Regions from separate parts of the Homo sapiens genome. Here region 1 is linked to region 2. A link is an interaction called in ENCODE POLR2A ChIA-PET data of the cell type or tissue named here. Cell type or tissue: PC-9. All regions are shown on one strand. Each heading gives the region's core, and the rest is flanking DNA. Links, peaks and the distances in the headings are about the cores only. Region 1 overlaps SNX25 (sorting nexin 25). Region 2 overlaps CFAP97 (cilia and flagella associated protein 97).

Region 1 (4,397 bases), core at 201-4,200, 150 kb after region 2:
TCTTACCCCTGCCCTTTCCTACGGTGTGAGTTTTCCTGTTGTGAGAACCCTTCCTGTCGACAGCTGTGACAGGAAGTACCTTTTTGGGTACTTAGTGATTTTAGTCTTCCCTTCCAACTCTCACTGCCTGTTTCATTTCTCTGAAATTTCACAGAGCTGTTGTAAGCATGAAATAACACATGCTATGCTTCTAGCACAGTGTCTGGTAGAAGGGAGGACTTAATCCACAAAGGGTGCGCTCTTCGTACTATGAATATATTTTGTTAATATACTTACAATCTACAGTTTGCCACTGAGAGGCAGTAATAAGGCCAGGAGTGGTGACTCATGCCTGTAATTCCAGCACTTTGGGAGGCTGAGGCAGGAGGATCGCTTGTATCCAGGAGTTTGAGACTGGCCTGGACAACATAGACTTCGCCTCTACAAAAAATTTAAAAATTAGCCAGGCATGGTGGTGCATGCTTGTAGTCCCAGCTACTTGGGAGGCTGAAGTGGGAGAATCGCTTGAGCCTGGGAGATCAAGGCTGCCATGAGCCATGATCACGCCACTGCACTCAGCCTGGGTGGCAGACTGAGACCCTGTTTCAAAAAAAAAAAGGAAAGAAATGCAGTAATAGAGCTACAACCCAAGTTTTCTTTGTTCCCATTGTTTTCTTTTCTTTTTATTTTTTTTTGACTGGGTCTCACTCTGTCTCCCAGGCCCAAGTGCAGTGGTGCAACATCAGCTCACTGCAGCCTCCACCTCCTGGGTTCAAACGATTCTCCTGCCTCAGCCTCCCCAGTAGCTGGGATTACAAGCATGTGCCATCACGCCAGGCTAATTTTTTGTATTTTTAGTAGAGGCAGGGTTTCACCATGTTGATCAGGCTGGTCTTGAACTCCTGACCTCATGTGATCCAGCTTCCTTGGCCTCCCAAAGTGTTGGGATTACAGGCGTGAGCCACCACGCCCGGCCATTTTCTATTGTTAACTTTAGCTTTTTACAGAGATGTTAAAAACACAACACCTTCTAGTTGAAAAACTTTCTGTGAGCCAGGTTTCCATTTGTCACATCATGTGCCACCCTGCGTGGTGTGCAGATCCCTCGTACCAGCCTGGCCTTGTGACTTCCCAGCTCCCGGGGATCTGTAGGTTTGGGGATGTGCTTTAGTTTTTTCCATCAAAGTTTCCGTTCCTCCCAATTCTTCGAGCCTCATTAAGATGGGTAGGTTTTCACCTCAGAGGAACAAGTACAGGAGGAGGATATTTGTTTTGTTCTAATTGTTATTCTAAATCTTTTTTAAGATTAAAATGTAATTTCAAAATACTAACATTTCATTTTTTCCCCCCACAGTGCGTCCCTTCTTTAAAAAAAGTCCAGTTGCCTTCTCTTAGCAAGCTGCCTTTCAAATCTATAGATCAAAAGTTTATGGAAAAGTCGAAGAATCAATTAAATAAGTTTTTACAGGTAAGCAAGTGAAAAATGTGGGATATGAGAGAAAAAATTAGTTATTTAGGGTTAAACTGTCATCATTCTACGAGCTTGGTAGTTTGCTTTTTGTTCTCACAAGCCATGCTAGATGCTAAAAAAATATCTTGGGTGTTTTTTTTAATTAAAGGAAAATACACATATAAAAATACACGTAAGTGTATAACTGTCTCCGTTTCACAAACTGAACACACCCATGTAACCAGCACCCAGTCCAATGCACTGGTTATCACCAGCAGCCCCCAGCTTCCTCCCATCGCTGCAGCCCCTCTAAAGGCAACTGCTGTCCCGACTTCCAGCACCATAGATCAGTTACAGTTGTCTTTCAACTTTATATAAATGGAACCGTATAGTGTGAATTCCTTCGTTTCTGACTTCTTTCACTCATTATGTTCATAGGACTCATCCATCCTGTCATCTTAGTTGTAGATGATTCATTTTCGTTGCTGTGAGAGGTTTTCATCGTGTGAATACACTGCATTCCAAATTCATTCCGTTGTTGATGAGCCTTTGGCTCCTTTCCACTCTGAGGCTTTTACAAAGGGTGCTTATATAAACGTCTAGTACTTGTCTTTTGACAAATATCTGTCGGCTGATGCCCAGAGATTAGGATTTCTCCATTTTTCTTCATGGTCACAGCAGTTTTATACTCTCCCCAGCAGTGTGTAAGGGTTCTGATTGCTCCACATCCTCACCAACACTTATCTTTTGCGTTTTTATTCTTAGCCATTTTGGGTGTAGTAGTATCTCATTGTGTTTGGGGGGTTTGGTGTTTTTTTTTGTTTTCTTTTGTTTTGTTTTGTTTTGTTTTGTTTTGAGACGGAGTTTCGCTCTTGTTGCCCAGGCTGGAGTGCAATGGCGCGATCTTGGCTCACCGTAACCTCTGCCTCCCGGGTTCAAGTGATTCTCCTGCCTAAGCCTCCCAAGTAGCTGGGATTACAGGCGCCTGCCACCACGCCTGGCTAATTTTTGTATTTTTAGTAGAGACGGGGTTTCTCCGTGTTGGTCAGGTTGGTCTCAAACTCCCAACCTCAGATGATCTGCCCACCTCGACCTCCCAAAGTGCTGGGACTACAGGCGTGAGCCACTGTGCCCGGCCATTTGTTGTGTCTCCTTTTCTATTGTGCTGCTGCTCATCCTTTCCATAATGTTTTATGGGTTTGTCCATGTTCTGGATCTGAGTTCCTTGTCAGATCTTACGTGCTACAAATATTGTCCCCCTTTCTATGGATTGCCTTTTACTTAATGATTGCTTTTAATGAACAGATGTTCTCAATTTTAATTTAGCCCACTTTATCATTTTTTTTATCTTATGGTTAATGCCTTTTGCACCTATTAAGAAATCTTGGCCTACTCCAAGGCCCTGAAGATATTTTCTTAATTTCCTTTAAACACTTTATTATTTTCTATCAGTCTGTTTTTAAATAATAAGGCCAAAGGTGTACTGTCCTCAATAACAACCACTTTTTTTTCCTTTGCTGCACCATCTATATTCAGAGTATAATTGTTAATCACACTTTGGATCTTAAAGCCCTGAAGTTCTCAGAGGCATGGAACTTTGCCTCATAAAACATGTTTTGCCTCTGCAGTAGAAGCTAGACATTCTGAGACTGAAAAAAAATGTTCTGAATATTTGTATCCTTTAAAGAATTCTTTAAATTGACATTGCACTTGTACATATTTATGAGGTACAGTTTGGCATTTTGATACATGTATATCATTTCTTTATTTTTTTTTTTGAGACAGACTCTTGCTCTCTTGTCCAGGCTGGAGTGCAGTGGTGCAATCTCAGCTCACTGCAACCTCCGCCACCTGGGTTCAAGCAGTTCTCCTGCCTCAGCCCCCCAAGTAGCTGGGATTACAGACAGGCTCATGCCACCACACCTGGTTAATTTTTGTATCTTTAGTAGAGACGGGGTTTCATCATGTTGGACAGGCAGGTCTCGAACTCCTGACCTCAGGTGACCAATCTGCCTCGGCCTCCCAGAGTGCTGGGATTACAGGTGTGCGCCACTGTGCCCAGCCACATTTATCATTTCTTCGTGGTGAGAACATTAAAAAACCTTTCTTCTAGCTCCTTTTTGATATATAATACTTTACTGTTAGCCATAGTCACCCTACTGAGCAACAGAACACCAGAACTTTTTCCTCCTGTTAAATTGTAACTTTCTAGCCACTGACCAATCTCTCCCATCCTTTCCTCCCCAGTCTCTGGTAACCACCTCTCTGTACCTCTAATATATCAATTTTTTTTCAGATTATACAGATGAGTGGGATCATGCAGTATTTGTCTTTCTGTACCTAGTCTGTTTCACTCAACTTATGTCCTCCAGGTTCATTCATGTTGTTGCAATTGACAGGATTTCATTCTTCTTTATGGCTGAATAATATTCCATCATGTATATCGGGGGGTTCGATCTTTTGGCTTCCCTGGTCCACAATGGAAGAAGAAGGATTGTCTTGGGCCACACATAAAATACACTAACCCTAACGACAGCTGATGAGCTTAAAAAAAATCACAAAAAATTCTCATAATGTTTTAAGAAAGTTCACAAATTTGCATTGGGCTGCATGTAGCCCGCGGGCTGTGGGTTGGACAAGCTTGATGTATGTATACCACGTTTTCTCTATCCAGTCATCTGTTGGACGCCTAAGTTGATGCCATGTCTTGCCTCTTTATTATAAATAGTGCTGCTTTAAATGGGAATGCAGATATATCTTTGACATACTGATTTCATTTCCTTTGGATGTATATCCAGTACTGACATTGCTGGATCTTATGGTAGCTCTATTTTTAATTTTTTGAGGAGCCTCCATACCCTTTTTCATAATGACTGTACTAATTTACAATCCCACCAACAGTGTACAAGGGTTCCCTTTTCTTTCATATCCTTGCCAACACTTCTTTTCTTTTGTCTGGTGTGAGATG
Region 2 (4,397 bases), core at 207-4,206:
CAATTTACAGTTAAAGCAAAACTAGGGGAGAGGAGGCCATAAGTTAAGAATTGACCTTTAAAAGAAAAATGACATACAACCCCATTATAGTTCCATTACTGTTACCATAATAGTGTTTGTGTAATAAATTAGGCACATAAGTGATGAGTGGGAGTCTGCTCAGTGGTTGAAACGAATCAATGGAGTCAGACACACCCAGACTCAAAATATGATTCTGCTACTTCCCAGTTGTGCGATCCTGGGCATGTACACAGGATGTTCACGACAGCACAGCATCTACTACTGTTTGCAGTAGCAATGCATGAGGAACAACTTTACTGTCTATTAAGAGGAAAATGAATAAATAAAATGTCGTGTAAGCACATATCTGCCAAAAAGGATACACTGAGATCTACAAAAATAACACTGAATAAAAAAGCAGAATTTAAAAAGCAACGAGGCTGGCACCATGGCTCATGACTGTAATCTCAGCAGTTAGGGAGGCCAAGGTGGGAGGACTGCTTGAGCCCAGGAGTTCCAGACCACATAATGAGACCCCGTTGCTACAAGAAATTAAAAAATAAAAATTAGCTGGGCATAGTGGTGTGCCTGGAGTCCCAGCTACTGAGGAGGCTGAGGTAGAAGGATCACCTGTGCACAGGAGGTTGATAATGCAATGAGTCATCATCACACCACTGCACTCCAGCCTGGGCTACAGGGCAAGACCTTGTCTCAAAATAAACAAATAAATAAGCAAGCAATGATACAATTACATAAAACTTAAAACATATACAAAACAATGCTATATTCTTCATGAGCACAAACATACAAGCCAAGTTATAGAACATGGATTGGAAGGATACACATTAAACATGAGTATAACTCATGAGGGGAGGGGAGAGGAGTAGTGTGCTCAGGGGAAGGAGAAATATAAAAACTCGGATAGAGGCCTGCGATCTTGAGTCATCACAAACGTAAAGACTATGGCTGATCATAATCTAATTTTGCCCACTTGAATGTAAAAGGAAAAACAAACTAAAATAGCCACTGAATGGTGAATAGGTCTTATAACACTGTCATTAAACTCCCAAAAATGTCACCTTTTTTTGTGAGATAATTCACCTTTGAAAACAAAATGTCAAGGAGTGGAATAAAAAGAACTGTGGATACCCCACAGTGTAATGGTGAGCACTCTGGACTCTAAAAAGAACTGTGGTTGTTGTTTTTTCCTTTCTTACTTTGTTGTGTGGTTAAGAATATCTTTGCAATTAAAAATTTTAAATTGTTTCTTCAAATTTCAAAAGTAAACGGTTTAATAGCATAGCCCAGAGCAATATTTTATAAACTACAGGTCACAATCCAGTTTAAAATCAATTCAGTAGCTCATGTCCATCATTAAACTGACGAAGTAGAACACAGTGTAATAATCAAGAGTGCATTATAGGCCAGGTGCAGTGGCTCACGCCTGTAATCCCAGCACTTTGGGAGGCCGAGGTGGGCAGATCACTTGAGGTAGGAGTTCAAGACCAGCCTGGCCAACATGATGAAACCCTGTCTCTACCAAAAATATAAAAAATTAGCTGGGTGTGGTGGCACGTGCCTATAATCCCAGCTACTCGGGAGGCTGAGGCAGGAGAATCACTTGAACCTGGCAGGCGGAGGTTGCAGTGAGCTGAGATCATGCTTCCAGCCTGGGGGACAGAAGGATAGTCCGTCTCAAAAAAAAAAAAAAAAGAGTGCATTACATATTATAAGAGTAAGTTTCATGAAACCATCATTTCTATTACTTAAATGCATTGAGTGTACTAGGCCTTGATGTAAAACCAGCTTCACATTCCTGAGAGTCTCAGGCAAGGGTTGGAAATGCCACTGATCTATGGAGATAAAAAGCTTTCATCAAAAGGTAATGTACTATGATACATAAAGATGGAATGAAAGGTTAAACTTTGGGTGGTATTAGACAGTGTCAAGTGTCATAGGTAATATGACAGAGTCTAGGAAAACTCTGCTAATAGATTAAGGCCTCACTACAATAAATCAGGAACCAGAGTTGAAGAAATGTAGTTTAAGGCCAAGCGCAGTGGGTTGCGCCTGTAATCCCAGCATTTTGGGAAGCTGAGGTGAATGGATTATTTGAGGTCAGGAGTTCAAAACCAGCCTGGCCAACGTGGTGAAACCTTATCTTTACAAAAATACAAAGATTAGCTGGGTGTGGTGGCAGGCGCCTGTAATCCCAGCTACTCAAGAAGCTGAGGCAGGAGAATTGCTTGAATCCAGGAGGCAGAGGTTGCAGTGAGCTGATATTTTGCCACTGCACTCCATCCTGGGCAATAGAGCGAGACTCCCTCTTAATTAAAAAAAAAAAAAAAAAAAAAGACATGTAGCTTAAATTACAAATATAAAAAATAAACATTTTCTTGAAATTTGAAGAAACTGAAATCACAAAATTATTTAGCTATAAGAGATGGATGATTACACTGAAGAAATGAAGAGATCTTAAACATAACAAAAGAGTAATTTTACTAACTCACAATCAAGTAATAAGTTTCTATTAATTCTTGGCCCAGAATTAATATTACACATATGTATATAAACTTATTAACAGCCACGTGACTATTACACTGAATGTCTCTGCTGGATTTTACTGGCGAATATATTAAAAGAAAAGTTGTTTTTGAATTTTTTTTTTTTTTTTGAGACAGAGTCTCTCTGAGTCTCCCAGGCTGGAGCGCAGTGGCGCGTGATCTCGGCTCACCGCAACCTCAGACTCCCTGCTTCAAGGGATTCTCCTGCCTCAGCCTCCCGAGTAGCTGGAATTACAGGCACGTGCCACCACACCCGGCTAATTTTTGTATTTTTAGTAGAGATGGGGTTTCACCGTGTTAGCCAGGATGGTCTTGATCTCCTGACCTCGGGATCCGCCCGCCTTGGCCTCCCAAAGTGCTGGGATTACAGGTGTGAGCCACCGCGAAAAGTTTAAATTTTCCTAGTCCACTTAACATCCAAATTATTCCAACTCCCATCCCTTAGAAAATTTTAAATCAAAAGCTAGAAATGATTAAGCTTAGTGAGGAAGGTATGCTGAAAGTCCAGGAGACAGGCCAAAAGCTAGGCCTCTTGCACCAGTTAGCCAAGTTGTGAAAGCAAAGGAAAAATTCTTGAAGGAAATTAAGACTGCTACTTCAGCGAACATGGGAATAAGAAAGCGAAAGAGCCTTACTGCTGATATGGAGAAAGTCTGAATGGTCTGGATACACCAAGCCAGCCACCACATTCCCCTAAGCCAAAGCCTAGTCCAAAGCAAGGCCCTCACTCACTTTCAATTCTATGAAGGCCGAGAGAGGTAAAGACGATGTAGAAATCTCAAGCTACCTGAGGCTGTCTCATAAGGTTTAAGAAAAGAAGCCTGCTCAGCCGGGTGTGGTGGCTCACGCCTATAATCCCAACACTTCCGGAGGCTGAAGTGGGCAGATCACTTGAAGTCAGGAGTTCAAGACCAGCCTGGCCAACACGGTGAAACCCTATCTCTACTAAAAATACAAAAACCAGCCAGGTGTGGTGGCAGGAGCCTGAAGTCCCAGCTACTTGGGAGGCTGAGGCACAAGAATCCTTTGAACTGGGAAGGCAGAAGCTGCAGTGAGCCAAGATTGCATCACTACACTCCAGCCTGGGTGACAGAGTGAGACTCTGTCTTAAAAAAAAAAAAAAGAAAGAAAGGAAGAAAAAGAAGCCTACTCTATCACATAAAAGTACAAGGTAAGCCAGGCATGGTGGCTCACGCCTGTAATCCCAGAACTTTGGGAGGCCGAGATGGGCAGATCACCTCAGGTCAGGAGTTCAAGACCAGCCTGACCAAAATGGTGAAACCCCATCTCTACTAAAAATACAAAATTAGCCGGGTGTGGTGGCGCATGCCTGTAATCCCAGCTACAGAGGAGGCTGAGGCAGGAGAATCACTTGAAGCCAGGAGATGGAGGTTGCAGTAAGCCGAGATCGCGTCATTGCACTCCAGCCTGGGCAACAAGAGCGAAACTCCATCTCAAAAAAAAGACAAAACAGTACAAGGTAAAACAGCAAGTGCTGATGGAGAAGCTGCAGAAGATCTAGCTAAGAGAATTGCTGAATGTGACTACAATAAACATCAGATTTCCAGTGCAGACGAAACAGCCTTCCATTGGAAAAGGATGCTAACCATCTAGGATTTTCATAGCTAGAGGGAGAAGTCAATACCTGGTCTCAACACTTCAAAGAACAGGCTGACTCTTATTAAGAGCTAATGGAGCTGGTGACTTTAAAATGAAGCCCGTGCTCATTTACCATTTCAAAAATATTAGGGCCCTTAGGCTGGGTACAGTGGCTCCCACCTGTAATTCCAGCACTTTGGGAGGCTGAGACGGGCGGATCACTTGAGGCCAGGA

Evidence for each region. Peaks named below come from ENCODE experiments on the same cell type or tissue, not always from the same donor. Only the 100,000 strongest peaks of a DNase experiment are listed, where the experiment ranks them.
Region 1: POLR2A ChIA-PET joins it to region 2 with 7 read pairs; 3 of 35 experiments call an interaction of 5 or more read pairs at or near these places.

What each region holds. Positions count from the first base shown.
Region 1 is chr4:185,345,204-185,349,600 of GRCh38, forward strand. It overlaps SNX25 (sorting nexin 25), which reads left to right. Exons shown (of 19, transcript NM_001378034.2): 13 at 1,334-1,447. Among named protein-coding and RNA genes, the nearest start is that of LRP2BP, 49 kb to the right of the region's middle. In PC-9, for the core only: no CTCF peak of the experiment used is centred there; no DNase peak of the experiment used is centred there.
Region 2 is chr4:185,194,770-185,199,166 of GRCh38, forward strand. All of the region lies in intron 1 of CFAP97 (cilia and flagella associated protein 97), which reads right to left. Among named protein-coding and RNA genes, the nearest start is that of CFAP97, 7.0 kb to the right of the region's middle. In PC-9, for the core only: no CTCF peak of the experiment used is centred there; DNase peaks (open chromatin) are centred at 702 and 1,882; H3K27ac peaks cover 1,736 bases.